4 separate regions of the Homo sapiens genome follow, and all the other regions are linked to region 1. A link is a loop called in an ENCODE intact Hi-C map of the cell type or tissue named here. Cell type or tissue: IMR-90. All regions are shown on one strand. Links, peaks and the distances in the headings refer to the core of each region. The heading gives the core; the rest is flanking DNA. Region 1 holds the start of MYH10 (myosin heavy chain 10). Region 2 overlaps MYH10 (myosin heavy chain 10). Region 3 overlaps LOC105371525 (a long non-coding RNA gene). Region 4 overlaps MYH10 (myosin heavy chain 10).

The links. Hi-C counts contacts between places; a loop is a spot of excess contacts. Peaks named below come from ENCODE experiments on the same cell type or tissue, not always from the same donor. Only the 100,000 strongest peaks of a DNase experiment are listed, where the experiment ranks them.
Region 2: a loop joins it to region 1, with 11 times the contacts of the local background. A loop is called at or near these places in 5 of 110 quality-filtered maps.
Region 3: it touches region 1 in a loop (7-fold over the local background); 8 of 110 quality-filtered maps call a loop at or near these places.
Region 4: a loop joins it to region 1, with 3 times the contacts of the local background. A loop is called at or near these places in 11 of 110 quality-filtered maps.

Annotation. Positions count from the first base shown.
Region 1 is chr17:8,626,491-8,634,522 of GRCh38, reverse strand. MYH10 (myosin heavy chain 10) reads left to right here and starts at 3,798. Exons shown (of 43, transcript NM_001256012.3): 1 at 3,798-3,869. RefSeq lists enhancers at 2,098-2,392, 3,091-3,868, 3,869-4,646, 4,647-5,425 and a silencer at 2,927-3,606. In IMR-90, for the core only: a CTCF peak has its summit at 3,802; a DNase peak (open chromatin) is centred at 3,552; H3K4me3 peaks cover 3,162 bases; H3K27ac peaks cover 2,311 bases.
Region 2 is chr17:8,484,141-8,492,172 of GRCh38, reverse strand. It overlaps MYH10 (myosin heavy chain 10), which reads left to right. Exons shown (of 43, transcript NM_001256012.3): 35 at 1,621-1,833; 36 at 4,579-4,740; 37 at 7,907-8,032. It overlaps LOC107987245 (a long non-coding RNA gene), which reads right to left. Exons shown (of 2, transcript XR_001752780.3): 2 at 5,810-8,032. Among named protein-coding and RNA genes, the nearest start is that of NDEL1, 52 kb to the right of the region's middle. RefSeq lists a silencer at 3,448-3,742 and an enhancer at 4,304-4,804. In IMR-90, for the core only: a CTCF peak has its summit at 3,012; a DNase peak (open chromatin) is centred at 3,062; H3K27ac peaks cover 707 bases.
Region 3 is chr17:8,692,712-8,700,743 of GRCh38, reverse strand. All of the region lies in intron 2 of LOC105371525 (a long non-coding RNA gene), which reads right to left. Among named protein-coding and RNA genes, the nearest start is that of CCDC42, 48 kb to the left of the region's middle. RefSeq lists enhancers at 3,059-3,353, 3,174-3,683, 3,684-4,194. In IMR-90, for the core only: no CTCF peak of the experiment used is centred there; DNase peaks (open chromatin) are centred at 1,933, 2,423 and 3,223; H3K27ac peaks cover 3,004 bases.
Region 4 is chr17:8,559,656-8,567,687 of GRCh38, reverse strand. The region is part of intron 7 of MYH10 (myosin heavy chain 10); the gene reads left to right. It also overlaps the pseudogene PPIAP52 and the pseudogene RPS26P53. Among named protein-coding and RNA genes, the nearest start is that of MYH10, 67 kb to the left of the region's middle. In IMR-90, for the core only: no CTCF peak of the experiment used is centred there; a DNase peak (open chromatin) is centred at 3,457; H3K27ac peaks cover 869 bases.

The DNA.
Region 1 (8,032 bases), core at 1,213-6,212:
AATCCACTGCCACCGGTCTTATGTTTAACTTTTTAAAAAAACTGTGGTCAAAAACACAGAATACATTTAACTTTTTAAGAAACCACCAAACTATTTTACAAAGTGGCTGAACCATTTTCCGTTCCTGCCAGCAGTGGCCTAAGGTTGCTGTTTCTCTACATCCTCACCAACATTTATTATTGTCCATCTTTTTTATTATAGTTATTCCAGTATATGTGAAGTGGGATCTCATAGTGTTTTGTTGTTGTTGTTTTGTTGTTGTTTGTTTGTTTTTGAGAAAGAAAATAAAAAAATTTTTTTTTTCTTTTTGAGACGGAGTCTCGCTCTGTCGCCCAGGCTGGAGTGCAGTGGCACAATCTTGGCTCACTGCAACCTCCATCTCCTGGGTTCAAATGATTCTCCTGCTGCAGCCTCCTGAGTAGCTGGACTTGCAGGTGCCCACCACGACACCCGGCTATTTTTTGTATTTTCAGTAGAGATGGGGTTTCACCATGTTGGTCAGGCTGGTCTCAAACTCCTGACCTCAAGTGATCCACCCACCTCACCCTCCCAAAGTGCTGGGATTACAGGCGTGAGCCACCGCGCCTGGGCCTTCATTGTAGTTTTGATTTGCATTTCCCTAATGGCTAATGATATGGGATAGTGCTTGGTTTTTAAATGTTGGAATTCATTCAATTTTTTTTAAAAAATGCTGTATATCCTGTACAGATGGAACAAAACAAGTTCAGGGGCTGGAACTGCCCTGAGGGAACAAATATGGACTTCTGACCTAGACCCTGCAAAACAATAGTCTGTGAACTTTTTCTTTTGGAGATAAAAGCAGCCTAGACCGACAGCAAAAATTACTAGAGAGAGAGAGAGGAGAAAGATTCCTCAGTCTTCTGTAATAAACATGTACACTAGAAAAAGGGACAATTTTCAATCTATTTATAATGCCACATTTTGTTTACAGGAAATCATTATGCTCCATCTTCATGAACGAGTCTTTTAGGTATACATTTGTATCCCCTTTTGAGAGATGAGGTTAAGTAATTTGTGAAAGGCAAAGTTGGATTCAAAGCCAGGTCTATCTGCTTCTAAATCCTGTGCTTTCTTCATCAAGATGGCAGCAAATTCTGGGATGAAGCTACATGGTTGGAACTGGAGTCAGAGGAGGCTGCCTGGGATGGATGATAGATATATAGTGGGGCTAGGTGTTGGGAGAAAAAGAAAGGAAAGAAAGAGATTGCAAGAGTGGTTCCATTCACAAAGAAGTTGGGAAGAGAGAGTTTGAGTAGTGGGAAAGGGTGATAGAAGAAAATAGGTTTGGTACCTTCTGCTTTTGCAGTCCCCCTCTCATCCAGGCAGTTGGACATGTAGGGCCCAAGTGCCAAAGAGCCACCAGGGGGAAAGATACATTTGGGGATATTCTCTTTATTATTAATTTCTCATCAAGACTAATGTCTTTATGGTATTTCCTTCTGGTGAACTTCCTGCCCTCCTCTTCTGATGGTCCATTGAGTTTGTGTTAAAATTATGTGAAAGTTGGCCGGGCACGGTGGCTCATGCCTGTAATCCCAGCATTTTCAGGGGCCGGGTCGGGCGGATCACGAGGTCAAGAGATCGAGGCCAACATCCTGGCCAACATGGTGAAACCCTCTCTCTACTAAAAATACAAAAATTAGCTGGCCGTGGTGGCGCGCGCCTGTAGTCCCAGTTACTAGGGAGGCTGAGGCAGGAGAATCACTTGAACCCGGGAGGCGAAGATTGCAGTGAGCTGAGAACATGCCAGTTCACTCCAGCCTGGTAACAGAGCGAGACTCCATCTCAAAGAAACAAACAAAACAAAACAAAAAAATATATATACACACACATATATATACATATATACATATATATACACATATATATGCAAAAGTTTTTGAATTATGAGAAACTACTGACTCTGTGGCTTACAGTGTTATTCGCGAGTGGATGCACTAAGCATAGAACATTGCACTGAGAAATGACTTCGGTGGCTGACAAAGTGGAGACTCAGGCCTCAGAGAGGGAGTCTTTGGTCTTCTCTAAACACATTTTAAAATTCATTAGAGGAATATCATTCATATATTTTGGAAAGTTAATTTGTACTCCATGTGCAGACTGCATTAGAAGGACAGACCTCTTCACAGAGCCAAGTCACAAGACACCTGGACACGGGGTAGTACCCCAGCAGGCAGGTGGGGGTGGGGGACCAGATGCAGCAGGACAAAGGACAAAACAGAGCCTGGTTCGGACTTCCCCAGGAAGGACTCTGCACTCAGCTGCCTTCCAGCCTCTTCTGAATTCCACCAACCCTTCCTTAGGACTTCCTGCCTTGTTTTTTGCTTAATTCACTTTTTGCCAGACTAGACGTTTCCTAGGCTTAGGCAAACACATCATTATCACATGTATTAAAATGCTCCCATAGCCTACATTAATAACTGATTAATAACTGCATCTTGCTGTGAATTTTTATGATCTTGACTTTCAGGTTTTGTATGAATAATTCATTTTGTTCATGTGATTTAGACTTTATTATATTTATATATAATTATGCAAGAGTTTTGTTGCAGTTGCCTAGATTCTGCAGACATTTCATTAAATTTTATTTACTTTGATTTTTCCAGTTTCCTTTCGTTATTTTGGGGCCACTGTTTTTCAGTCTCCAACGTTTTCATAAGCCCTAGGGGATATGACAGCGCTACAGGAATCCAGCCTTATATTCTTAAGAACCTCTCATAGCCCTTCACGTAGGGAGCTCTGATGAATGAATGAAGGAGCGACTGAACGAGTGAATGAATGAGGTGAATAAAGTTTCTTCCAAGTTTTCTCTCCAAGGTCGGTTCTCTTCTCATTCTTCTGGAATCTCAGCCTTGCCTGGAGGCTGGGCAGGAGAGCCTCTCACCCCGCTAACACCAAAACTGCGACCTTGGAGGACCGTGTCCTGCGCCTGGCGCTCGGCCGATCCCGGCAGAGTCCGCCTGGGGCCGGGGTCGGGACAGTGGCCGCAGCGTGGAGCGCAGCCGGGTCCCGGGCCAAACCCTGTGCGCATGGGCGGAGCAGCGCCCTCCCCCGCGTTCCTTCCCCCACTGCAGGTGAGTCGCAGCGCCGCGGCCCCAACCCCGCGCAGCCCCGGGGGTGACGTCAGGACTCTGGACCGCGCTCCGCCCCGCCCCTGCAGGCAACGCTGAGGGCCCGCGACTCCGCGGTGGAACCCCGTCCCGCTGCGGTACATGCCGGCTGCCGCAAGCACAGGGGGCGACCGGGCGCTCGAATGTGCTGCGGCTGCGGCGGCTGCCTGACGCTAGGACGAGGAGTCTGCAGTCAGAGCGCCAGCCTCCTGCCGCGGCCCACCTGCCCCGCGGCCCGCACAGCCAATGTCAGCGCAGCGCGCCGGCCGCCGCGGGGCCCGCACCCGCAGCCTCGCGGGATCGCCGGGCGTTCAGCCAGCCTCAGCTGTCCATCTACGCACGAGCCAGCCAATCCCGCGCCACTGCCCCGGCCGCACCTCCCGGAGCCTATGACGGGCGTAAGAGCCAGCCCATGAGATTGGGGCCTCTGTGGCCTGGGCTGGGAGCGGGAGCCAATGAGCGTCATTCCAGGTGGGTGGAGGGAGCCGGACTCGGGAAGGTAGCTTCGTTCGGGTTGCTAACGTCTTCCCTTGGAGATGGGCGCGCAAACCAACCAGTGGGTCTGGGGGCGGCGGTGATGGGCGTGGAGCTGGCCCAATGAGGGTAGGGGTGGGTGGGGCAGCCCCGAGCAGCAGTGCTAAAGGAGCCCGGCGGAGGCAGCGGTGGGTTTGGGACTGAGGCGCTGGATCTGTGGTCGCGGCTGGGGACGTGCGCCCGCGCCACCATCTTCGGCTGAAGGTGAGAGGTGCGGCTACCCGGGTCCGAGTGCACGGCCCAGGGCTGGGGGACAGTTTGTGGAGGGAGGAATGGCTCCTGGGCTGAGGGGTCCCGGGCGGCTCTGGAGGACAGGAACGGGGGACCGAAGCGGGAGCTGGGGAAGACAGAGGGGCTTCTGAGCTGTAGGGTTTGTGCTGCGGGGACCTTAGGTTAGTTTGAGCAGGGTCCTGGGCTGGGGGCACTGGGACCTCAGTGGGTGGAGATGGAGAGACTCCCGGAGGAGCGGGGAATGAAGTCCTTGTGAAACCCGCGGGGGTCAGGGCCTGGGTGTGCAGGAGGGCGACCCCTGGGGGGCTGGGGGATGGAGATCTGGGGGTGGGGACGTGAGGACCAGGTTCTCGGTGGGTGGGATCCCTGGGGGCGCGAGGTCGAGGGGCTAGTGTCCCGGCGGAGGTCTCGGCGTGCCCCGCGAGCCAGTGTCTGCCTCCCAGGAAGAGAGGGGATTCTAAGCGGGGCTGGAAAGCGCAGTCCCGGCGGTAGGGTGGGGGGGCGCTGGGCAGGAAGGGCCCCTGCGTGGGTTGCTGGGTGGGTTAGGCCTGGCGCGACCGGTCCCCCGCAGCACCAGAGGGGTTCACCATGGGCTTGGAAGGCGGGCGGCGCGCGCCCGACCCGTGGGTGGAGGGACAGGAGGGCATTGGCTCTGCGCGGCCGGGGAAGCGCGCGGCGGGTGAGGGGCTCCGGAGCCGGCCGCGGGCGTGGGGAGGGTCGGACTCCGCCGGCGCCGGGGAAGGAGCGCGGGAGGAGGGCGTCCTGCCGCGCCCTCCGTGGAGCGCCTAGGCCGGGGGTGGACGCCCTGCGAGGCCCAGGCGGTTTGAGGGGGCGAGGCGGGAAATGTGGCGGGGCGCGCTGCAGCAGGACGGCCGGGGGGAGGGTCAGCACTCGCCTCGGGATCCCTTTATTGTGTAAGCGAGCTGGGAATGGCTCGCCGCAGTCTCTTCATTGCCTTCTGCAGTTGGGGGTCACACCCTGATCCCATAAAATCGGACTGGAATTGGTTCGGAGGGAAGTTGAAGCCGCGGAGTCCTGGCATTTGTGGGGGCTTTGTGGGCCTGTGGTGGGCGGATGCGGCCCTGGGAAGCGGGAGGCCCCCAGCCAGGCCTGTTTGGAACTAGGGCCTTAGGAAGGAGGTTGGCGACTCGGCGGGTCAGACCGGGCTGGTGAGGTTTGGATAACGTGGCCTCTGCCTACAGCCGTTATCTCTGTTTCTTTAGGGCCTCTGCAGCTCCCTTCAAGATCACTGCGGTGGATGGAAGGGGGTGGGGTGGGCTGGGGTGGGGTAGGGGAAAGCAGGCGGGGTAGATGCAGACTGCAGATGAAACAAAGACTGCTGTTTTCGCTGAATAATGTAATACCAAACATAATACTTTGGCTTTGCTGAGATTTTGTTTTTTAACGTTGAAACTGAGGATTCTTTGAGTCAGGTTTAATTATTCTTGATAGTATCTCACTCTGGAAAACTTTATAATCTATTTATTGTTTTATCTCCTTCATCAATCTGCCTTTATTAATTATTCTTTGAGTCCCTTGCTTTTGATGTTTAAGTATGCCCTGCCTGTCTCGGGTTCTGGAAAAGTGGCCATTTTATGCATCTCCTTACTTCTGCATCTTAAATTCAGTTCTTCCCCGTCCTTATCTGGAGAAAGCATATGGTGTAATTGTGCGATATAGCACGAGCTTTGGCAGCAGAAGGATGTGACCCCTGCGAGCCTGGCTTTTCATTTGGGCTCCATAGGGAAATCATTATAACGAAGGCAGCTGAGATGGAAGGTGAGATGGAGGAAATCTTGAAGGGCACGTTGTAGGGTGGAAGACTATATGCTTCAGCGGTTTATGCACTTTATCACATGTGAGGAATTAAAGTTCCTGGTGTTGGATCCTAGTTTTGGAAATATTAAACACAGTATAGAGATATTAATTGGGAGATGGGGCAGGCCATAAGTAGCAATAGTGGCCTTTTGTGTTTGGTTTGTGTTTGTGATCATTGGGTTGAGCAGGATTTTGATAAATTAGCAGACTCGTCCAGCCCTGTCATGTAAGTGACCTCAATGGTAGCAGTACCCAAATTGGGACAGTTCTGTTTTAGCTCATCTGTTATAGATGGATGCTCTGTCATGGATAATTTATCCATCCTTCTTGTTTGCCTTTCTATGTGCAGGCCGTTCATAAAATTGAATTGTTTGCCTCTGTCCACACTCATAGTAGGTGCTGGGAGGGATTTGAAAAGTTTGCTGGGTGACATTTCATTGGAAGTGAAAAATGACCTGGGGGTGGAGCCCCAGGGGTGTGTGTGTCAAACCACTGAAAGGGATGGCAACTTTGGCTCTGTAGGGGGCTAATTCATACACAGATAAATGATTTAATTGTAATTAGGCAGCAATTTAAAATGACACTAATAACCCTCAGACCATCTTTATGTTCGCTAACAAAAAGATTCCTGTTTGTCTTTATTTCCCCTAAGTTATGGGTATCTTTTTCTATAAAATATATAAAACCTTTGCCAGATGATTCATTGGTTAAGCCTATACTTTTTAAGCCGTAATTGATTGGGTTTTTATTTAGTAGAAAGGTAGTATATAGCATTGTACACTACACACCCTTCAAAATTTCCTCCATGTCACCTTCCATCATTGTAGTGTGTACTCTGGAGCTGAACTCTGAGTTTAATCCCAGCTCTGCTACTTGTTAGCTGTGTGCCCTTGGGCTGGTTATTGGCTTTCTCTGTACCTCAGATTCCTCATCTGTAAAATGGAGATATTAATAGTGCCTACCTCATAGGGCTGTTGTGAGGATTAAGAGTTGATGTATGTAAACTGCTTAGAATAGTGCCTGGCCATAATTAGTGATATATGACAATGGTATCTGCTGTTTTAAAAATCATAGTGTTGTCCTTCCTGCAAAGCAAATCACTGGTGAGTGGTACACTGTTAAACACCAGTATTATCCAGATTGGGTACCAATGTATTATGGAGTGAAATAAATGTATTTGACAATTACAAGTGAAGAATTAAACTGAACAAAATATCTCCAATGGTCTCATGAACTCTATCAGGTAAACAATAATATGAACACTTAACAGCTGCAAAGCCCTCTGGTACAACGCAGGGTAGGGTAAGAAGAAAGTCAGGAGAACAGTACAAAATGTTAGGAGAAGGAAAAGGATTAAATTGCCACATTGACCTGAAAAGAACTTCTGAAAGGATGGCATTTGGGTCAGGAGTTGAAGGAATAATAGCTTTTTGGTTGTGGAGAAGTTGAATTTCACTATGAGGGTTGGGACCATTCACGTAAATATTGATCAATAGGTACAGATCCCCTGTTATATACCAGGGACTAGACAAAATGCTCAAGATACAGCGTGGAACAGATGACTCTCCTCATAGTGTTTAGTTGTAGAAGAGACTGAAAAGGTGAAAGTCATTGGTAATCCTACTACCCAGTAAAGACCCAATGAATATTTGTTCCGTTTAAAAAAAAAATACACACGTGTATGTAGTTTTCCCCACAAAATTGGGAACATGCTGTGTAATTACACTTTTGTGTTCTACTGGGTTTTTTAAAATACTAAATTACAAGCATTTCCCCATCTAGAAAAAGTACTGATAATATGTAAGATGTCCCAATTTGATAAAATAATTTTAAGATATATAATCTACTGCTTCTAGACCTGTTCTAGAAGTTATTTGTTAAATTATTCTAATTTATAGTCACCTGCTAAATTTAAGCATCTAATTACATGTCCAGTGTAAAATTTAAGAAGTGTGTGCGTGTCTACTGACAGCAAGACAGTTTCCTAAGTGCTCTGTAGGATATGCAGTTTACACCTGATAAGAATAGTAAGAGAAACTTGTCATATTTTGTTATAGTTGAATATTTTCTTTTAATAGATTCTACCCTTCTGAAAGGTGGAGTGTGTATCCTATTATTTGTTCTCAAATTTACCTGTGATGTTTCCCACCTTGAAGCCATGCCTCCTTTCTTCTTTTTTTTTAAATTTTTTATTTTACTTATTATTATTATTATTATTATTATTATTATTTATTATTATTTTGAGACAGAGTCTCATTCTGTTGCCGAGGCTGGAGTGCAGTGGTGTGATTTCAGCTCACTACAACCTCTGCCTCCTG
Region 2 (8,032 bases), core at 954-5,953, 140 kb after region 1:
AAAGCCATCTAGGAGTGTTTTGGCCTGTGCATGCGTACGGGGTTCAGGTCTTCTGGGACTGCTGTGAGGTTTTCTGCAGTCTTCCCCCAGCACTGGCTGGAGGTGAACATGTTTCTTCTTGTCCTTTCACTGCCCTCCCTGCTCCAGCCTGCATCCTGGCAGGAGGGCCTTTCAACAAAAGGTTTCATGGTTCTGCCGTCACAGGTAGTTATCAAACATGAGGTGAGTGGGGACCTGGAGAGGAGGAGGAGGGAATGGCAGCTCCCTCTGACCTGGTTCTTCCCAGGGAGGCCCCACTGTTTTCTTTGAGAGCTTCAGTAGCTTTGGGGGCTTATCCACAGCTTGGAAGCTTCTGTGGCACAGTTTTTCTTTCCATTGCATACATCTTCCACAAGAGCTGCCATGATATTTATTTACCCTACGTCTCTCCCTTAGTGTATGACGTGTTGAAGATAGCAAAACAAACCCAGGCCTGGTATCAAAGGCAAGGTTCCCTGGCTCCTCCACAGGCTTCCATTCTGACCATGGGAAGCCACTTAAGCTTTTGAAGCCTAAGTTTCCTTATCTGCCAGATGGACATTATACTTGCCCAATTTCATGAAGTTACTGCATCTGCTTTGAAAAGCACACAAAGTCCTCTAAAAAGGCAGGATCTCATTTTCATGTGCTATGGGCCATCTGGCCACATCATAAGTCAGCGAAGGTGGTCCCACCTTTCTGCTGGGTCTCCTACAACTTGGCGCCCAGGGACTAGCCCCATGGACAAAAAGAGGCCACTGAAAGTAGAAGTGGCCATGGTTACACAGTGAAATGTGGAGAGAGAACTCTACAGTTGATTTCATGTTCGTTTTCTGTAGCATCAACACTCACATGTTGATCCCACAAACAGGTCTTTTGTGCCTACTGAGCACCAGACACTGTAGAAATGGACCTTCCTCCTGTCCTAGGATTCCCCGCGCCTGTCCCCGTGAGAACTGCAGTGGTCCTGGACCCCAGAGGGGGTGCACAGCAGCACCAAGGCCTCCCTCCAAAGGCTGCTGTGAGGGTCAAAGGGCACAGGAGGTGGAGCTCTCAGCACAGTGCTTGGCGCAGAGAATGAGGGAAATGGTGCTGGGGGCATCTTTGTCCAGAGAAAGATCAAGGCCTGTGTACTGTGCCCTGCTTCTTAGGCCCAAGCCACCCTAATAATCAGCAGTTTCCACATGTGCTTTTCAATACGAATGATCTTCTCTACAGCAAGAAGAGATGTACTGTTGTACTTGTTCCTCACAGACAGCAGGCAAGGAGTCAGTCAACAGACAGGTTCCCTGACATGGCTGTTTCCTTTGTTCTTTGGCTCACTGAAGAGCTCTCAGCTTAAAGGTCATCAGAGGAGGATGACCAGAGAACACGTGGGAATAAAGACATCCGCACTGTAGTTCTGAACTGCATACACTGAAATGGAGAATAGCAGCAGCTTTCAGGGGAGAGGGAAGGATGTGTATGCATGTGGCAGGGGGCCGGCCCAGGGGGACCAAAGTGGCCAGCATGCCACGAGTGGGCCTGTAAAACAGTAAGACTGCTGTTCTTCATATGTGCCTCCACCCCGGTCAACTCTTTCCTGATGCTTCGGTGGTTTAGGTTCACGAACTTGAAAAATCCAAACGGGCCCTAGAGCAGCAGGTGGAGGAAATGAGGACCCAGCTGGAGGAGCTGGAAGACGAACTCCAGGCCACGGAAGATGCCAAGCTTCGTCTGGAGGTCAACATGCAGGCCATGAAGGCGCAGTTCGAGAGAGACCTGCAAACCAGGGATGAGCAGAATGAAGAGAAGAAGCGGCTGCTGATCAAACAGGTAGGGCAGAGGGTGCGGCCTCCACAACAAGGGGTGCAGGCTCTCAAAGCCCAGCTCTGGGTCAGTATCCTGTTCATTCGTGTTAGAACACATCTGAGTAAACACAGAGTAACACATAGAGTAAAATGAATTTATTTGGTCATTTGAGAATTTTATTATTTAAATTTTATTGTAATTAGTTTAGGTCTTACTATTTCTCAGTATCATTCCTGCCTACAAGCCAGACACTTATCAGTCAGAAAGCCCTCAGTGGACTCCCAAAGGAATCCGTGGTTAGGTTCAAGTTCCTTGTCTTAGAACATGGGTATAGGAAAGAATTGATGCATCCCAGACACGGTGATTCGGCAGATGTCTGTGGTTCAGATTCCAAGTCCTAATAATTAGATCACTCTTCAAAAGGAAAAAGAGCAGATATTTAAATTTGTCCTTTTATAAAGTTGCTATCCATGTATAAGTTGTATACTTTTCTGAATGTATATTAGACACTTTTCTGCATATATGTTAAATTTCTAGTCTAAAACTTTACTTTAAAAATGAATTGTGGGTATTTTGCCAGTCCCTTCCAGTTCATGGCAGTAAGTTTTGGATTTGGGGTGTGTGTGTGTGTGTGTGTGTGTGTGTGTGTGTGTGTTTTTTCAGACGGAGTCTCGCTCTGTCACCCAGGCTGGAGTGCAGTGGCACGATCTTGGCTCACTGCAACCTCTGCCTCCCAGATTGAAGTGATTCTCCTGTCTCAGCCTCCCAAGTAGCTGGGACCACAGACACACACCACCATGCCCAGCTAATTTTTGTATTTTTAGTAGAGACGGGATTTGATCGTGTTGGCCAGGCTGGTCTCAAACTCCTGGACTCAGGTGATCTGCCCGCCTTGGCCTCCCAAAGTGCTGGGATTACAGGCATGAGCCACCATGCCCGGCCAGATTTGGAATTACTGAATTTTGCTTTATTTTGTTATTTTCACTCCACTAATTATTGATCATTTATTGCTGGATAAGAAATTACCCCAAACTTAACAAATTATTGCAAACTGTGACAACATTTTTGTCACAGTTTCTGTGGGTGAGGAATTGGGAAGCAGTTGAGTCAGTGGTTCTGGTACAGTAAGGACCTCGGCCCTGGCTGCATAATTCGAAGGCCTGACCAGGGCTGGAGGAGCGTGCCAAACTGACTCACACACATGGTGTCAGCAGGAGGCCTCAGCAGCTCACCACATGGGCCTCCTGACTGTCCTGGAGGGAGCTTCAGGAGAGTGAGAGATCCAAAAGAAAGCAAGCAAGGAGGAAGCTTCCGGGCCTTTTATGACCTCATCTCCCAAGTCTCATGTGATCACTTGTTTATTCTGTTTATTAGAAGCAAGTCACTAAGTCTGGCCCACATTCAAGAGGAGATTATGCTCCAACTCTTTAAGGTGGGGAGTATTAAAGAATTTGTAGAAATTTTTTTAAACCACACTTTGAAATTCATGTAAGTGGCTCTACATTAGGAGCCTTCTGCTATCCTGTGCCTTGAGGTACAGCCCCAGGTCTCTGCAGAACACAGCAAGCAGATGACGAGCACCTCTGCCCTATGCGGAAGCAGCTGCCCTGCTCCTCCTCTCCCATGCCAACCCCTGCAGAGCAGCAGCAGCGGTGGCCTTGTTTCTCCCCTTTGGAGAGGACCAGTGGAGCCACCACTCCGTCAAGCCTTGGTGCCTCCATACCAGCTCCCACACCAGCCATCATCCTCTTTGCAGGAAGCGGAAGGTTGTGAAGGCAGGGACCTTTCTTTGCTCGCTGAGCCTCCAGCTGCTACTGCACTACATAGGGTGCAGGTATTTATTAAGGTATTTATGACCTATACCTTAATAAATACATGACGAAACATTCATTTATGGCTGAATAAGTGGAAGAAGCAGGACAGGTTGGGAAGACCATGTCAAGGCAATGACACACAGTCCCTGTGGACTCATGGGCTGATAAGGTTTGGAGCTCAACAGCTCTGTGTCTGGTCCTCATCATTGGTGACAGAGGCGTTAGGATTTGGTTTAAGGACTCCAGAGCACCTTCTTCTGAGCATCCCTCACACAGTGTGAGCACAGTTCCCTATCCCCACTGCACACTAGGAGGCTGAGTGAAGAGTGCCACAGAGTGAGTGAGTGGCTGACAGGTGTGTCCACCTCGGTTTCCAGCCCACATCTTACTCATCCTCACTCTCCCATCTGCCTGCTCCAGAGCAGGCCTTCATTTTGTCCCTCCTCCATTGGACAGCTTTGACTGCTCCCCCCTTTCCTGCTGATCAAAGGCAGTTTCTGCCTGGTTCTGACACCCCTGCAACATGGCCATGCCCCATGTCCTCACAGCTCTAGGAAACAGGAATGCCTGCTTAGTCCTCTGTACCTCTTAGCAACCACCCCATGCCCGCTCTGTGCCTACCCCAGCCTTTATTACATGGTTACCGTATTGTCTTGGGTTTTTCCATCTTGGCTTCATCTACACCGAGCTCAGGTCACTGGCTGCCTTCTCGCATGCCCTCGTAGCAGTCAGTGGGATGGTTTGTACTAGGTGGTGGTGTTTAAAGACCCCTTTGAACAAAATTCAGCTACTGTGGTTTTCTGTTGATAGTAACTGTTTGGTAACAGAGACCTCTACAGAGTAACAGAAGTTTCCACTCACCCGAGTAACCAGAGCCCCCCACTTGAGAACAGTCTGCCTGTTCTGCGAGCAGATACTTGGATGTAACCCAGCATAACCCGATGTTGTCCATTAGGTGCGGGAGCTCGAGGCGGAGCTGGAGGATGAGAGGAAACAGCGGGCGCTTGCTGTAGCTTCAAAGAAAAAGATGGAGATAGACCTGAAGGACCTCGAAGCCCAAATCGAGGCTGCGAACAAAGCTCGGGATGAGGTGATTAAGCAGCTCCGCAAGCTCCAGGTATGTGCCTTCACCCATGGAGTCTCTGGATGGCACCACGTGACCTATGTGGCTTTTACACAGAGTCCAGCAGTGAAGCTGGGGGGCACAGCACCGCTGTCAGCGTGGCCGGGGGTGGGGCAGCAGGCCATAAAGAGAGTGCTTGTGTGTCCGCTGTGTCCACAGGAGATACTTGAATGCACTTAGCAACACAGTTGGGGTGGAGGCATCATGCTGGCCTCCTGTGGCCCTGAGAGCCTGTGGCGATGCTTAAAACCCACCCTTCCTCACCTCGAGAGGAGGGTCATGTTGACCCAGCCCCTTAGTGCTGTAGCTTTTGTGATCTTTTTGGTCTGTTTTAATCGTCACTTTTTCTACCCAGATGATGTGCCAGTTTTCATTACCACAATGACAAGAAGTGATCTCTGCAAGAGTTCATGGTGTGAGCAGGCAGGCAGGGGGCCCTCACCTATAGGATGGATGGGAGCAACTTCTCAGGGGAACTGGTCCGTTAATGATGAAAACTTTTCCTTTGACCTTGTTGATACATCTTGAAAATTTAACAAAATATAAAGAAGAAATTTTTATGTACAAAGATCTTTAGCAGAAGTTTTGTTATTTATGATAGCAAAAATGGAAACCCCCTAAATGTCAATGGACTGCTAACCATCTAAGTGATGGGGTGTGTGGGGAATGATGGCCAGACTTAAATGAATAAAGGAAAATATGGTGTAGGACGGTTTGACTTGTAACTCTACACATGTGTGTGTATACATTTTCACATACAGACATGTAGGCAGACATACTATACCTAGAAAAAAGTTTGGAGGGAAAGTCATCTCTGGGTAATAGGTTGGTAGGAACTTGTTTCCATTTTTTTTTTTTTTTTTTTTTTTTTTTTTTTTTTTTTGAAGCTAAATATAAAGATTTTTTTTTTGTTTTTTTTCCCAGAGATAGAGTCTCAGTCTGCTACCCAGGGTGAAGTATGGTGGTGCAGTCATGGCTCACTGCAGCCTGGGCTCAAGATTTTTATTAGCTAATTATAAAAGTTATTAAGCTAATTAATTACAAAGAATATAAACTATAATACTGTGATTTTATTTAACAGCTTTATTGAAATATAGTTCACATACCACACAATTCGCCAGTTTAGTGTTTTCAGTGTTTTTTAGTTATTCATAGGCTTATTCAGCCATCACCACTATCATATTTGGGGCATTTTGGTCCCTCCCAAAAGAATCCTCCACCCATTAGCTGTCACTCCCCATTCCCTGTATCCCTGCTGCATCCTGCGTTAATCAACTACTAATCTTTCAGTCTCTATAAATTTGCCTTTGTTCCATATTTCATATCAGTGGAATCATACAATATGTGGCCTTTTGTGACTGGTTTTCCACTTAGCATGATGTTTTCAAAGTTCATCCATGTAGCCACATGAACAAGTACCGCACTCCTTTTTATTACTGAGTAACACTCTACTGTGTGGATACATCTACCACATTTTACTCGTCTATCCCCCAGTTGGACATTTGGGTTGCTTCCATTTTTTTGACTTCTGAATAATGCCTCTATGAACATTCATATGCATTTGTGTGGACATGTGCTTTCAGTTTTCTCAGAAATATACCTAGGAGTGGAATTGAGCTGGGTTATATGGTACCTCTGTGTTTAACTTTGAGGAACTGCCAAACTGTTTCCCACAGTCACTGCAGTTTTACGTTCCTACCAGCTATGTATGAGGGTTCCAATTTCTCCACATCTTGTCAACATTTGTTATTGTCCATCTTTTGATTGTAACCATCTTAGTGGGTGTGAAGTGACATTTCATTGTGGCTTTTATTTTTATTTCTCTAATGACTAATGAGGTTAAACAGCTGAGCTCTCTTTTAATTATTGAGTTGAAACAATTCTGTATTCTGGATATAAATTCTTTGAGTAAATGATTTCCACACCTGCCTTAGCTTAATTTCTGCCACCAAAAAAAAAAAAAAAAAAAGCCAGCTTGGGTTTTGATAGTTTATTGTGTTGATGTGTAAATCAATTTGGAGAGTATTGCTATTTTAACAATATTAAGTCTTCTGGTCTACAAACATGGATAATCTTTCCATTTATTTAGATCTTTTTTATTTTTTTCAGTGACGTTTTGTAGTTCTTGGTATACAAGTCTTTCACTTTTTTTCTTTATACCTAAGTTTATATTCTTTTGATGGTATTATAAATGTAATTGCTTTATTTTGAATGTTCATAGTTGGTGTATAGAAATATAATTGATGTTTGTATGTTGATCTTGTATCCCGCAATCTTGCTAAACTCATCAATTAGTTCTTGTGGGCTTTCTTTTCTTTTACTGTCCATATTACCAGCAGTTCTAATTCTTTCAGTGTCTTCCTTAAGATTTTCTATATACAATATCAGATCATCTGCAAATTGAACTAGTTTTACTTCTTCCTTTCCAATCTGGATATCTTTTATTTCTTTATCTTGCCTAATTAATTACCCTGGCTAGAATCTCTATTGCATTGTTAAGTAGAAGTGGCAAGATCAGACATCCTTGTCTTGTTGCTCATCTTTTAGAGGGAAAGCATTTGGTCATTGATCCTTAAGTATGATATTGGCTGTCAGTTTTTCATTGATGCCCTTAATCAGAGTTGAAGAAATTTCCTTCTGTTCATAGCTTGTTGAGCATTTTTATATTGAAAGGGTATTAGATTTTGTCAAGTGCTTCTTCAGCATTTATTGTGATGATCATATGGTTACATTAATTCATTTTTGGTTGTCAAACCAACCTTGCATTCCTCAGATAGATCCTGCTTGGTCATGGTGTATAATCCTTTTTACATGTTGCCAGATTCAGTTTGCTACTATTCTGTTGAAGATTTTTGCATTTGTATTCATAAGGGATTTCATTTTGATCTGTAGTTTTCTTACGATATCCTTGTCATTCCCATATACTTTTATATTTACAATGAATGTATATTACTTTTATAATCTAGAAAAAAAATACCATGTTTACAAGCTAAGAATGGGGCCAGGCACCGCAGCTCACACTTGTAATCAGGAGCAATGCTTGAGGCCTTGAGTTTGAGATCAGCCTGGGCAACACAGCCAGGGCTCATCTCTAAAAAAATTTTATTTTAACTAAAACTAAGAATGTAAACCACCCCAAAACCTTCTTATTTAATCTTAGGCTCAGATGAAGGATTACCAACGTGAATTAGAAGAAGCTCGTGCATCCAGAGATGAGATTTTTGCTCAATCCAAAGAGAGTGAAAAGAAATTGAAGAGTCTGGAAGCAGAAATCCTTCAATTGCAG
Region 3 (8,032 bases), core at 992-5,991, 66 kb before region 1:
CCCTCAGAATCTTTTCTTGCATCCGACGAAGCTGAGTGACCAATCCCTTTGGCAATACAGATGCCCTCCATTTGGATTGGTTTATGAGAGAGCAACAAATAGAGGCAACAGATATGAGGGTCAGAAGATAGTGCACTTCCCATAACAGGAAGGGGGCTCTTGGACACAGCTCCTCTTCTGGAAGGTCTTGGGGGCTTTGTTGCGGGGAGGTGTCCAGATGTGTCTCTGGGGTAACTGGATGCAGAGATTCGCTCTCTGCTGTGAAGGTGCTGAGATAGGCACGTGCCTGTGCTGAATCCTATACAAAGAAAGCGAAAGAAACCAACAAATTGACCCCCCCCACACACACACATAGAAGCATCTCCACTGTTTGTTTGCTGTTGCTGTTCTTTTCTTTTTTGGTGTAGAAATTGAGCACATACACAAAGGAATCTCCACTGCCCATCACTCTAGCTGCTGCTGACCTCTCCTCCAAACACTCCTATGTGCTCCATGTGTCCCATTTGACTACGAGTCACATACTTTCTCTAACATCTTAGTTTCAGCTACTCAAAACCAGCACTGATTCTGGTCTTTTCTGTTATGTGGGCCCATACATTTCTTTCTATACTTCAGTTTAAAATGAATTTTTTTGGCCAGGCATGGTGGCTCACACCTGTAATCCCAGCACTTTGGGAGACCAAGGTGGGACGATCACCAGAGGTCAGGAGTCCAAGACCAGCCTGGCCAACATGGTGAAACTCTGTCTCTACTAAAAATAAAAAAATTAGCTGGGCGTGAGGGCAGACACCTGTAATCCCAGCTACTCGGGAGGCTGAAGCAGGAGAATCACTTGAACCCAGGAGGCAGAGGTTGCAGTGAGCCAAGATCGCGCCACTGCACTCCAGCCTGGGCAACAAGAGCAAAACTTCTTCTCAATAAATAAATAAATAAATAAATAAATAAATAAATAATAAAATAAATAAAATAGAAGTTTAAATCTCTTGTAGTGAAAAGAATCTTATCTAAGAGACCCAGAGTCAAGTCCTGCCCCACCTTACCTGCCTGCCACCCTGGGCCAAGCACCCCATCAAGGACATCTCTGCCTGTATTAGTCATCTATGGCTGCATGACAAATTACCCCAAAATTTAGTGACTGCAGTGGCCAATCTCCAAGATGGCCTTAAAGACCCTCACCTCCTGGAACTGGTGCCCTTGCATAGTCTCCTCCCTGATGGTATCACAGTAGCTCTGAACAGAATACAACGGAAGTGACTGTGCGGCTGCCAAGGGTGGGTCATAAAAGACAGTGCACCTGCCCTTCACTTGCCCTAAGCATGTCCCACTGCATTGCATTGGGATTTCCAAACGAATACACAGGCACGTCCCTGGCCTAGCCCTGAGGAGCCAAGGAGGTGGAAGCAAAGCCTCGGCTGAGTCCTAAAATATGATCCTCCCCTCTGAATGCACAGGGAACACAGGTCTCTGAGGCATGTGCCATGAAGGACACTCACCCTTCAGAACAGGCTTTCGAACCCTCCAGGATGCCAGGGAACACATCTGATCAATGTATCCACACTAAAGCGGAGCATCAGACAGATCCCCAGGCCCTATCTCCCTCCTGGACCACACTGGAGGGCTTTCTCAGGGACCTCCTGCAGCCAATGCCCACCACTGTGGTCAGCTAAAGGAGGAGCCACAGTTCCCGCGGGCGAGGCGTGAGGGGACACACATCCGAGCTGAGCCTTGGATGGGGGAGGCTGGGCTCTAGACTCTGTGCTTCGCCCCCCACTCCCACCACCTCTGCTGACCAGCTGTCTCCGCTGCTGTCTGTGTCTTCCCCTTGCGGAGAGCCCAGAGCATTCTCCAGCTCCCTTTCCATCAACAGCCTCCTGGCTCTCCCGCCCACGCACTTCCCACTTCCACTCCTCCTCTCCCCTTCCTGGCTGAGTGCCCTCCCCCAGGCCTGCCGTCTCTCCCTGGTTCTCATTTGAACATCATTTTTCTTCTTTTCTTCCCTTTTGCTAAATGTCCTTGCTTATGTGATGTGGCATTGAGTATACATTTCCGGGCATATTCGTGTGTGTGTGTGCGCGCGCGCGCGCGTGCACACGTGCCTGACCTGACCCATGCTCCGCGGTGGTGGACTGAGCTGTGAGATAGAAGGCTGGGAGCTGGGAGTGGGAGATGGTGACAGAGACCCAGTCCCTTTAACATCTCCTAGAAAAAGGCTCCATGCTCTGGCCCCTGTTTACCTCCAGCCTCACGTCTCTCCACACCTGGAGGCACTCAGCCCCATCTGGTCTCTCTCCCCCGCTTTCTCTCCTCAGCCCGGGGTTTCCGGTTCTAATCCCCATCCATCATTAGGCTAACTACTGCTTGTTCTTTAAGATTCAGCTCAAGTGTCGCCTCCTCCCAGAAGCTTCCTTGAGCCCTTGTGTCTGGCTGGATGCCCCGTATGGCAGCAGTCCATTGCCTCATCCAGGACACGCTGCGTGAGAGCCAGGATCTGCTCTATACTGTCACCTTCCTCTGGCCTCCTGCACAATGTCTGGCCCAGAGTGGGAGCTCCCTTGCAGGGTGGTGCACGCAGCCATGCATCAGGTGTGGATGCTGGGGACAAGGCAGAGCAGAAGAAAGGAAGAAAGAAAGTTTGGGGAGAGAAAAATTGTGTGTGTGTGTGTGTGTGTGTGTGTGTGTGTAAATTTTATTCTATTTTGTTCCCCCAGATAAGCTATGTGGACTGAACATTTTTCCTGGCAGGTTAAGGTTCAAGGGAATTTAAGGGATGTTGGGGGCCATGTGATCTTTGGGATTGGGGGTGGACAGAACCCCAGTGGGACTATGCCCCCCACCTCCTACCCACATACATACTGGCGCCACACTAGGCTGCTTTCTGGAAAGAATGTGAGTTATCACTTAGTTTCTAATCTTCCTGGTTTAAGGCCAGAGGCAAATACATTGGCAGCTCAGGCCCTCGCTAATTATCCTCCCCACCCCAAACAAACGTTGGGGTGAACGGGTGAAGGGATGGCAGCCCCGCCCCCAGCTCCCTGCTCCCCCAGTCAATCTCTGAGCCCCTTTGGTTTCCGGAGCAAAGTTGCGGGGCAGAAGGCTGGGAGAGAGGCTGGAAGGGGCTCGAGCCAGGCAGGCTGCATGCTCCAGGGGCTGACGCAATTGGGGAATTTGACTTCTTTTTATCACATATATCATTTTGCCATATATGGTCACCGAGAGCTACTGGCAGCGAGGCCCAGGTCCAGATGGTGGGCTCCTAGAGTGAAATGAGCTACATACCAGCCCAGAACAAACAGACCATCGCTCACTCCGCTGGACAGGTGGGTGGGCCAAGGGAGGGGTTATATATAGTTCTGGTCACATTCCTTCACTCATGCATCTTGGCCCCCAATTCACAAACAATCTCCATTTCTGGCCCTTTTTACTGAATTTGCTAATTGCTATTCTTCTATAACCAAGGGAACGAAAAAAAATCCCAGAAGGAATGTGGGGGTAGAGACACGCAGGCCCTCCTGTCCCTGCCTTGATCCGCAGCCCTTCCGCTCCTCCCCCACCTTTGCCTTCCTCCCTGGCAGGTCCCTGAAGTCTTTCCCCTCCTCACCACCCCCAGAGGGGCCTCTGCTGCTGACTCTCCTTCTTTCTCCCCTCGCCAACGCCCCCGCTCTTTCCTGCACCCCTTCAGCCCAGGTGAGCTGCCCAGGTGCAGACCAGCCCCTGAGGCTGAGCAAGACTCCAAGAAGTGTGGAGTCACCACAGACAACATCCCCCAGCTCCCAGAACCTTTCCTTGCCAATGGTTAGAGGCTCACCCTTCCCAGCTGCCCCAACCAAGCAAGAGATGCTCTCTCCAGCCTTCCCAGGGTGCAGTCACACCTGGCCTGAAGGTAGCAAAAATGGCAACACAGGAATCCAGCCCCTGAGATGTTAACAGACTCAGATAAATATTGTTGATCCCCAGAAACCCCACCAGAAACTCTCCTCTGAGCCCCTGGGCCATCTCCCACACACTGTCAGGAATTTACTTTCTATTTCTAGCCTGAGGCAGTCAGGATTTCCCAGGCTTACACCTCCAGCCCAGACCCTCCCCTGAGCGCCAAACTTACTCATCAGAGGTGACACTGTTGACCCACCAGGGCGGCGGTGCAAGCCTCAAATATAAACCAATTGGACAGGGTTTAGAGTAGTTCTCGAGTGGTAGGGGCAAGCTTGGGGATGCTCGCAGGAGCAGCTGCACCTCCGACGTCCCAGGCAAGGTAGGCCACCAGCCTCTCCCATGATGTCCTGAAACCATCCTCAGAGAAACCACACTCTGGGCAACATACGGCTTTGGTGACCGCTGTCTTCTAATTCACTCCACATAACAGGAATGGTTCTTCCAGCATTGCACTCCCTGTCCCTCTAGCACAGGGGGACTCAACCCCCACTACACAGGAGAAACACAAGGGAGCTTTTCAGTAAGACTGGTGTCTGAGCCCAGTCCAGAAATTCTTATGTCGTGATCTCAGGCAAGGATATAACACGTATCCCAGGTGATTCTGGTGTGTGCAGACCAGACTGACTCTTTCTGGATTGTCTGACCTGAGACCACCAGCTCCTGATTCCCCAACCTGGGGCATTCTCCGGTCTCCTAAGTAAACCCACTGGCCAGAGTGCTAAAAGGGTCTCTTGTTGGAGGATTAGGATGAGCCTTGGCCTGGGAGTTGGAACCCTAACTCCTGCCTGGCTCTGTCCTGAATGACCAGGGGCCCTGCTATTCATGCTTCTGATTTCTTTTCTTTCTTTTGAGACAGAGTCTCACACTATTGCCCAGGCTGGAGTGCAGTGGCACAATCTCGGCTCACTGCAACGTCCGCCTCCCAGGCTCAAATGATTCTCCTACCTCAGGCTCCAGAGTAGCGGAGATTACAGGCAACCATCACCACCACGACTGGCTAATTTTTGTATTTTCAGTAGAGACAAGGTTTCACCATGTTGGCCAGGCTGGTCTTGAACTCCTGACCTCAGGTCATCCACCCACCTCAGCCTCCCAAAGTGCTGGGATTACAGGCATGAGCCACTGCGCCCGGACTATAATTTCTTAAAACCCAGTTTCTCTTCAACCACAAAATCAGGAGGTAGAGAAGTTTAATAAAGATCAAATAGAATCGTTTATAAAATAGTTATACTGCTGAACAATTGCTATGCACTGAACCATGCTTGGCAAGGAAGACATGTTATTTCCTTTGGTTCTGTTACTCTGCCCACTTTAAAGATAAAAGAACTGAGGCTCAGAGAGGCTAAATCCCTTGGCCGAGGTCCCACAACCACTATGTGGGGAAGCTGGAATGCAATCCCAGAATTGTGTTGCATAAGCAACACCATTGCCTTCCATACCACTCAACTATGAAGGTACTCACTGCCATTTGTCTTTTCCTGGGAGGTCAAGGCTAAACCTGGCAAGACAACTCCAAGAGGGCACTTCAGGTGGTGCAGAGAAACGCCCTTGGCACAATCCTTGATTTGACACAAGCAACGTGGTGTTCCTCTTGTCCCCATTGTGGGCCACCCAGAAGTGGTTTTCCATGCATGCTCCTTCATTTAATAAGAGCACAAAATTGCCGTTGGTCCAAAGATTAGGTGGAGAACGCACAGGGAAAGAGGCCAGCAGCCACTCTCTGTTCAGCAGGAAGGAAAAATAGAAAAGGAGGATGGCTGAGTGAACAGTGGGGTGTCTCCAACCCAGAAAGCAAGCAGCATGTGGGTTCAAGCTTCTGCCTATCTCACCACTCCACTTTCTACATTCTTTTGAGCAGAATCAGAAGGAAGAGGAATTTGAGCTTAGAAGAGGGGTGAGACCGGATGTAGTGGCTCACGTCTGTAATCCCAGCACTTTGGGAGGCCTAGGCGGGTGGATCACGAGGTCAGGAGTTCGACACCAGCCTAGCCAACATGGTGAAACCCTGTCTCTACCAAAAATACAAAAATTAGCTGGGCGTGGTGGCGGGCACCTGTAATTCCAGCTACTCAGGAGGCTGAGACAGGAGAATTGCTTGAACCTGGGAGGCGGAGATTGCAGTGAGCTGAAATCACGCCACTGCACTCCAGCCTGGGCGACAAGAGTGAAACTCTGTCTCAAAAAAAAAAAAAAAAAAAAAAAAAAAAAAAAAAAAAGAAGAAGAAGAAGAGAGATGACAATGAGGTGAGTGTCTTTAGAGGAGTGAAGGTAGAAGGAGCATGAATCAGAAAGCTGGGGTGTGGGAACGGGTTGGCAAATCCAGGAAAAGCCAAGAGGCCAGGTGAGAGAGTCCAGAGAGAGGGTTTTGCCCCTGTGCATTCTCTGTTGACAGCACTTAATGGAATTGGACTTGAGAGATTGGAGTTCAAGAGGCTGCTGATGTCTACTGAGGCATCTGGCCTGGATGTAGGGAAAGCTGCCACCAGTGGGACTTTTGTCACAACGCTGGGACAGTCCGACTGCAGTTAGAGCATGTGTTACTATAAAATTATATTTCTATAAGATAGAATGTAAAGTATAAATACAGAATATAAAATAACTTAGAAAAATATAAAATTATAGTTACATAGCATACGATTATGTATTATCCCTTTCCTCTCATCCTCTTTATTAAACATACACACATAGAGTCAACCCTTAATTTAAAAGTCAAGAAAACCAAGTTTGGAAAGCAATAACTTTTTAAGACAAAATAGAGAGAAACCAGTTCCTAGCTACCTTGGGGCTCCTTTTTCACTCAGGCCAGATTAGAATGATTCTTGCTCTTCTCGCTGATGATTTCTTTTCTGTTCTGTTCTTTTCTTTCTTTCTTTCTTTCTTTTTTTTTTTCTGAGACAAGGTCTCCCTCAGTCATCCAGGCTGGAGGGTAGTGGGTCCATCACAGCTCACTGCAGCCTCGACCTCCTGGACTCAAGCGATCCTCCCACCCCAAACTCCTGAGTAGCTGGGACTACAGGCAGGAGCGATGATACCAGGCTCATTTTTGTATTATTTTGTAGAGACAGGGTTTTGCCATGTGGTCCAGGTTAGTCCCAAACTCCTGGACTCAAGTGATCTGCCCGCCTCGGCCTCCCAAGGTGCTGGGATTATAGGCGGGAGCCACCACACCCCGCCTCCCTGATGTATTTCAGTAAGAGAACACCCTGTCTTTTTGTTTCACCTGCTTGCTTTGATGACACCACACTCCCCTCTCCCCTACAAGGAATTTTTACAAGGCTCAGTTCCACAGCTGCTCTTGGAATTCACACTCCTGATGTTCCAACCGAGCGCTCACGTGCTGCACCACTGGCGGAGCGGATGGAGGGGAGGTCTGGGCTAGGTTTGCAGGTGGGTAAGTCGCCCCGCTCTGGTACCAACAGCCAGTGTCACTATATTACAGAGGATGTGAAGCATCCGCAGCAAACTGCCTCTCTGGCTCTAGTTTTCCACTGCACTCCCAGGGGCAAGAAGCAGGCAAGGAGGAAAAGTTTGTATAAAGTTTCTTGATCCAATCAGGTACGCCCCGAAGGAACTAAGAACCCACCAAAAGGAAGGGCTGACAAGGCCTGGGGGAGTCTGGATCAGGAAAACTAGACTTGGGAGGAGTTCAGGTCTATGGATGATGTCATTGTTTTAAAATGTTTTTATTGTTGAAATGTTCAAACATACACAAAAGTAAATAGTACTAAGAACCTCCTCATACCTGTCATCCCAGTTTTCACAATTATCAACACTGTGTTCTTACTTCATCATTTCCTCCCACATGGTTGTTTCTTTTTTTGTTTGTTTTCCATAAGATTTTTTTTTCACTCTCTCTCTATATATGTATTGTTTTGTTTTGAGATCGAGTATCGCTGTCACCCAAGCTGGAGTGCAGTGGCGCGATCTCGGCTCACTGCAAAGTCTGCATCCCGGGTTCAAGTGATTCTCCTGCCTCAGCCTCCCAAGTAGCTGGGACTACAGGTGAGCGTCGCCACACCCGACTAATTTTTTTTTTCTTTTTTTCTTTTTTTTTTTTTTGAGACGGAGTCTCGCTCTGTTGCCTGGCTGGAGCGCAGTGGCA
Region 4 (8,032 bases), core at 1,266-6,265, 67 kb after region 1:
TTCTCCCTATGTCTTCACGTGGCCTTCCCTCTGTGTGTGTCTGTGTCCTAATCTCTTCTTATGAGGACACCAATTATATTGAAGTAGGGTGCACCCTAATGACCCTTTTTTAATGTAATGACTTCTTTAAAGACCCTCTTCCTAATTACAGTTCCATCATGAGGTCCTGGGGGTTAGGACTTCAACACAGGAATTTGTGCAGGGACGCATTTCAGCCCATAGCACCTTCAGAGATAGTTTCAGTGCAAGACGCTTTCCAAGTTATGTAAGAAATAGGGATGTATTTTCTTGGAATATTGTTTATTCCCAGGAAGATAAAATTTGAAGATTCACTTAATCCAAGTTCATTTAGTAATTAATTTAGCTTTTTATGTGCAAAGTGGGTTAACAAATGTGCCTGTGTCAGTAGGAGGCATGCCTGTGACTTGACTCGTGGGTTTAGAAACGATCTGAGGAAACTGCATTCCTTCAGACTTTCCGTCACTCTCCTGGATCATCCCCATTGAGCCTGAGCCACAACTAAATCTGAAATTTTCCTACTGAAATGCCCTGTGTTTAGTGGCTATATCACAGGAAAGAAGGAACAGTGAGCTGCCAGCTTTGGTATGTGAATCTCCATCAAGATCTTCAAGGACTTCTTTGTGGAAAATTGTTTATCTTACCACAGAAATCAAGTTACTAATCTATTCTGTTTCCCCCACCCCCAGCCCTCAAACCATACCCTAAATTCAAGAGAGACAGTTTTGGTGCTCAGTGGCCCCGCTTTTTCCTGGAAAAGATAAATTGCTACTAAGCCGTCATTTGTGTCCTTGGGTAAAGAATGTAGTGGTTCTGTTACGAAGTGTAAGGATTTATCCCCCTGCCAGGGTGTGTTTCAACTCATTATTTTAGTGTTTGGACAGATATAATTCTATATTAGTTATCAGTTGCTACGTAACAAATGATCCTAAAACCTGGTGGCTTCAGGCATCGATTATCTCATGGTTTCTGTGTGTCAGAAAGTCAGTAGCAGCTTAGCTGGGTGACTCTGGCCCAGGGTCTCTTAGGAGGTCGTCACTGAGATGTTGGCTACAGCTGTAGTCATCTGAAGGCCTGACTGAGGTGGGAGGATCTCCTTCAAATCTTCCTCAGGTAGCTCTTGGTGGGAGGTCCCTATCCTACATGGCTCTTGGCTGGAGGCCTCAGTTCCTGGCTTTGGAGGCAGCCTCTCCATAGGGCTCCTTGAATGTTGCCATGACATGGCAGCCAGCTTCTCCCAGAGCAAGTGATCCAAGAGAAAGACAGAAGTTACACACTCTGCCTTGGAAATCACATGCCTTCTTCTATTGTCTTCTATTGGTTATACAAACCAACCCTGATACTGTGTGGGAGGGAACTGTGAATACCAGAGGTGGGGATCATTGAGGTGGTCTTGGCTATCATGGCTACTATGAATCCTTACAGTGATTTCCATCATTGATGTATGTAGGGTTTTAACCTGTAACTGGAGTGACTCTAGGTCAGTGGTTCTTAATTGGAGGTTCCCCAAGGGACGTTGGCGGTGTCTGGAGACATCTTTCTTTGTTTAACTGGGAGATTGGGTAGTGGTGTGCCACTGGCATCTAGTTGGTAGAGGCCAAGGATGCTGCTAAATACCATCCAATGCATGGCACAGTCCCCACCGCTTAGAATTATTGAGCCCAAAATACCAGTTATGCTAAGATCGAGAAACCCTGCTCTAGATCGTTCCTTCAAATTATAGTCTAAATTAAGGTAATTATTTTCTGAAATTTATTTGCAAAGTAATACATGAGTCTATTTAATGCTTGTTATGTATACATCCTATTCCAAAGGTTGACAATCAAGTCTGATAGAAACCTATTTTACATTCTGCTGGTAGGAAGAATTAGATTGTTTTCTAGCCACCTGGAAGCAGCACACAGGAAAGAAGCAGGAATTAGCCATTGAATCCAAATGTTCAACAAATGCTATTTCAGCTGAAGTGCCACCTTCCAAAGTGCCTGCACTACTATATAATAAGTGCATTCTAATATAGTAAAAGCTGATTTGTTTTTAGTAGAAAAAAGATTTTTTATTAGGGCATTGTTCTTAGACGTAGCTTTCAATTCGACCAAGAAACAGAGATATCTTTAAATTGTTTACTTTGGGCTTTAATTCTTAGAAAGTCAACTTTTATTGATACGTATTTTTTTTAGTAATAGTTTATTGCTATCTACTGTTATCATAAGGTGTTACCTACACAGTACTAAAACAAGTAGTTGATCTCAGTAGCTCCATTAAAAATAATTAGGTCCATTGATTAAATAATGTTCAGTTAAAATTCCCCTTTAATATTTATCTATTGGTGTTGGTTCTTGGGGTTTGAAAGAAACTGTTGTAGACTCATTTTTAAATTCAATTCTGTGTAATTTTGATGTTTGATTTGTTATTTAGTTCTTTTAATTATTAAGCACCTATTATTTGCCAGCCACTGTGCAGCTTAATTGATATCTCCAAATGGATGTCAATAGATTCTTGAAGTTTAACATATTCCAAATGAAAGTTTTTCCTTTCCTTTCAAAATTTGTTCCTTTATGTCTTACATCAATAGATGGTATTATGAAATCACCCAGTTGGTTAAACTTAAAATAAAAGCAATAGCAAAACCTAGAAAGACAAAATACCTAGGAATCAGCCTTTTTCTCATGGCCCACGTCCAGGCCAACAGTGAATCCTGTTGGTTAAACATCTAGAAGGTGTTTCAGATCTGTCCACATTTCTTCTCCTAACTAGCTAGTTAGTCTAAAACCATATCTGAGGATATTTCTTCTATTATTCTCTATCACAGTATCCTGTTTATTTCCCTCATGGCACCTATCACAAGCTGTAACTAATTACTTTGTGTATTTATTATCTTTCCTAGTAGAATGTCTAAGATCTTTGTCAGTAGGGACTTTGTATCTTTGGTTCCTAGCATAGTGCCCCACAGGTATATTTATGGATTTTATGGAATTCATTTACTGAAAATGTGGCAGACACTACAAAGTGCCATACACTCTTCCAGGCCCTGGGAATATACCAGTGGTCAAAACTAAGGTTCCCTAGCCCTGTAGAGCACACCTTCATATTGGTGTTAACTTTAATATGTTTTCAACGGCATGTCATGATGTTGTTGAGCTCGGGGAAGGTAGTGCATATGCTAGATCCTCTGAGAATATGCATGCCCCCATTTTAGAAGCAAGGGTAGAGAACATGAGGGAGGCAGTTGCTCCGTGGGCAGGCCAGGCCTTGGGTTGAGATCAATGTCATACCAAGAGTAGTACGATGTTAAAAAATGAGTTGTGTATACAGTGAAATTTCATGCAGTCATATTTATAAGCTACATGCTTACAGTGAAAATATTTGAGGCTATAAACTCCATAAGCTTTAGAATCCATTTGGTTCCATTTCTTTGATCTGATATAGACGACTAATTTCCTGAAGAATATCTTTTCTTTCAAAGATACTAGCATATGGTTTATATTAAAGGGATTCTTTATTTAGGAGAGCATTACCCTTAAGAAAATAATCGTTCACAGTTAGTCCAGTTCTCTGTTTATGGAGAAGTAAAATGCGTTCCAGATGGAGGAGATTTATGTAAAAAGAATCTCTCATAATGAAACTTTAAAAACAGGGACTTCAATTTCAAAATGATTGTTTGGATCAGCAGGTACATCTTCCCTCACAGAGTTTTAGTTAGAATCACTTTCTCTATTTCCACAAATCCTTCTTTTCTTTCCTTTTATTTTCTTTCTCTCTCTCTTTTTTTTTTTTTTTTCCAAGTTGACTTAAGCCAGGCTGGCAATTTCCAACTATTATGTACCTCTTGGTAGATAAGTATCCTCCAGCAGTTAAAGCTAGGTAAGGGCTCTAGGCATCCTCCTTACAGTTTGGCGACCAGGTTATAATGAAAGCACGTCCGGATTCTGCACCCTCATATCTATTTATCAAAAGGCAGTTGCTGAAAACAGTTTTGTAAGTTGCATGCAGCCCAGCTCTGTTTAATTTCTCTAACCAAACGTTTACCTGAAAGATTTACTGAGGCAAATGTGACAGTATCAGTGACAGAATATGGTCTGCACCAGGCAACCAGCATCTTCCAGATCACTGGCTGCACACAGCCATTTAGTATCAAGCTCTAGGAGCACCCCCAACAATACAGCCTCCTGGACTTGCTGGAGTCTCAACACTTGTTCCCTTGACCCCGGATTGGGGAGGGTCTATATATATCTTTCTTTGTTTTTATTTATGTATTTATCTTTTTTTAAGGCTCTATTTGAAGTTAATATATATCTCTTTCTAATCAGTCCATGGCTTAATGCCACTCATGTTACCCTAGTGATTTCTAATATCCATTATACTAAGTAATGAGGCCACTTAGTGCATGTGAAAACTCATTTTACTAACAACAAAGCTTCTGGTTTGGTTTGGAGATTAAGATAGCTAAAGCATTTAAGGTGGCCATCTGGCCTTTGGATTAAGTGCTAGCTCATTACTCCTAGAATGGATTTTCTCATTTAGGGCAAATAGCTAACACACATGCATAGCACCCTATCTGTGCTGATGTGTTTTAATGCATACTGCAGATCATGTAATAACTTTAGATGCCAAATTAAGAAGGGGGAAAATATGTTCAGAATATGAAACAAACCTGCATTGCCCCTAAATTAAGTTGCTAACTAATAACTAATCTAGTTTTAGTTACTATAGATACATTATAATCACCCCAGAAAAGATTCTAGAAATCGATGTCAATTCAGAACAAACAAAATTTTTGAAACTAATTAAGATAATTTTCATTTTATTTTCTTCAGGGTATGAAAATATCAAATATCCGGGTTTCCCTATTGCACATTTTGAGTGAAATCCTTAACAAGTTATATTTGATTATATATGAGAGAATTCTAGTTGTCTTTGCTGTTGAGAGCTCTCACAGTACACGTGTAATTTCACTTGTTTCTGGATTGGTATACAATAAGCGTTATCAAAATGTGTAGCTGTAATTAATACACAAGGTACTTGTCACGTTTTGGGGGTTTTCCATGCTTTTGTTTTTACTGGTGAAGTTCCGATTGAATATTCTAAGTACCATAATCTGACCTTTATGCAAATCAATTATGGAGTGGGCATTTTCGGCACAGATTTCTTCACATAATGTTTAAAGATAGCGTTCCCACTTAAAAGTAAAACTCGTATTTTCCAATTTAGTCTAGATGTGTGTTTCAATAAAAATGTTAATTCTGAAAGTATTTATTATAGATGTGAGGAGAAAGCTTTTTTAACTTTTAACAGATATTCTCTCCCCTCGGCCTGCCGCCAAGGAAGAAAGAAAAGTCACCTTTGCTTATCTGGCCAAGTGGCCAACACTCAAGTGACGTCAGGTCCCATGGCCTGCATCTTACCTGATTTGCCAGCGTATCCAACATGAAGGGGAATAATCTAAGTCCTAGATCACTTGGGGATATTCAGTAAAGTTTTTCATTTTTGCTTCTGAAATTTCACTTTGTCAGGTTGTCAAAGTGCTTGGCTATGTCTTGTAAAATATCTGAGTATGAGTGTCATTTAGCTAGAAAGTTGATAATTTTCAACTTCATAAGGTTTTTGTTTTGTTAAAGTGTTTTTAAAATAGAATACATGTTAGTGCTTTGGCTTATAACTGAGATTTATTGGTTACCAAATATATTTTCAGAAATACCGTTCTCTTTTGCCTCCTTCCACACCACAGGCCCCTGCAGCCCTGTCTCCTTCATCATTGTTCTCCATGCATCTCTTCTTTCACTGCTCTTTGCTTGGCCCTTTGCATCTAGCCGAAAGATATTTCACTGGCACTCACTATCATGGCTAGTGCCACTATGGACCCTAGGTGTGAAAAGGACACCAAGCTAGGGAACTGATGAGGAATAGAGTGTTGCATGTTGGTGACTTTGCTTATTTATCTAAGTAAGTGACCACATGTCTGAATTATTTTGGAACATTTCTCTACAGCTCACCTGTTCAGAGGCCCCAAATCTTTTTTTTTTTTTTTTAAGTACAATTTCCATTTTATTTTTCTCCAGAGAATAGTCTGTCTTCAGTCTTTAAGAACTCAGCTCCTTACATGGGCTTTGGTGGGAGACATGGGGCAGCACCCGCAGGTCTAAATCGGGGTGGGGGTGTTCGGTCCTTGCGGGCTTCACGAGATCGATTCCTGACTACTTTGCTGTGAATTGCACAACTCACACGGTAATGTAGCTTCACACACAGCTTGGGAAGCACATAGGCATCGAAGACACTTGCTTCAGAATGCCCCTGACTGCTGCGGCCTCCACTGTGTTTCGAATGACGAATTTCTTAATGGCCTTGTCCTTGGGCATGCATCGGGCACAGTTAGTGCAGCGAATAGCCTGCACGTGGCCGCGGCCCTTTTCAGCACGACCTTTGTTCCTTCTTTTCTTTGTCATCTTGGAGGCACGGACCGGAGAGGAGAGGCCCCAAATCTTAATTTTCTCCCATTTCTCCTTTGTTTGTTTTTGTTACTGAGTTTTTATTTTATAATCCTAAACTTAACTACAATCCAGCTTGATGTCGAGGGGAATAAGGAAACCAAAGAACTGCAGTGAGACCACAAAGATTACAGGATATTGTGAGCAAGTGGGATGGAGGGATGCTCTCCTGAGCTACAGAAAGAATGATTTGGTGGTTAAGATCAAACACAAGCAGATTGATTAGAGTTGTCCGCAGTTGGCAGTGGTGATCTTCTTGCCAGTCTCACCATTCCCGGACCCAGAGCACTCCATGGCTTCCATGATATTCACTCCCTCTTCTCACTTTGCCAAAGACCTTGTGCTTGCCATCCAGCCACTCAGTCTTGGCCACACAGGTGAAAAACTGGGAACCATTTGTGTCGGGCCAGCATTTGCCATGGACAAGATGCCAGGACCTGTGTGCTTCAGGATGAAGTTCTCATCATCAAATTTCTCCTGGTAGATGGACTGGCATTATTATGGTGTGTGAAGTCAGCACTCTGGCAGATAAAATAAACCCTGGAATAATTCTGTGAAAGCAGGAACCCTTATAACCAAATCCTTTTCCTCCAGTGCTCAGTGCACGAAAGTTTTCCACTGTTTTTGGAACTTTGTCGGCAAACAGCTCGAAGGAGCTGCATGGGCCAAAGGAGTTACCATCAACAATGATGTCAAAAGAACACAGTGGCGTTGACCATGGCTAGAGGCAGGTGGCTTCAGGTGGCAGCGATGACTACAAAGCCCCATTTCTCCTTTGAACCTAACTTCCTTTCCTATTTTAATGTCCCGTGAAGGTAGGGAAAAATAAATTCACTAAATATACGGTAAATAACATTTAAGTTTAGATTTTACAGTTGCTAGAATTCAAAGTTATCTGTGTATTAATGTTATCATATTGCCCAAATAAAGAATTAGTTTTGTTTGATGAATTTCAAACTTCTAATTTATTTGAGGTGGTAAAGAAAAAAAAAGGAAATAGTATTCGGAGTTGAAAGCTTAAACCGCATGTTGATATATATATACTTAATAAAGAAGTTAAACATACATGTTGGTGAAAGCTAAAAGTTTATATTACTGGATATAAAGAATTTTTTTTTAGTGAAATGTTTTCTTAAAATAAGAACTAGGTGATACCATATGATTTTGATGAACCTTTCCGCAGAATTAAAATGAGAAGTTTGAGAACGCATTTGCCCAGGCAGTCACGTTGGCCGTGTGTCCTTAGCAGCTCTGTGGTAATAACATTGCCTTTTGACTACTGTCTCTTAAAATAGCAATATTTTTATTAACTCAATGAGGTAGTGTATAGATAATACAGCTGTTTAAAATTATTTGTGGAGAATTTTAACCATCAGTATAACATCAGGACCCAATTTCAGTTTCTTTTTTGAACAGTTCTAACTATTCATAGGATTGATAGCTTTTTAACTTAAATCTTTCTTAGGGGTCTTCCAAAAAACAAAGACAAAATATACTTATTTTTAAAATAGAATGAAGTTCATTCTCTCTTG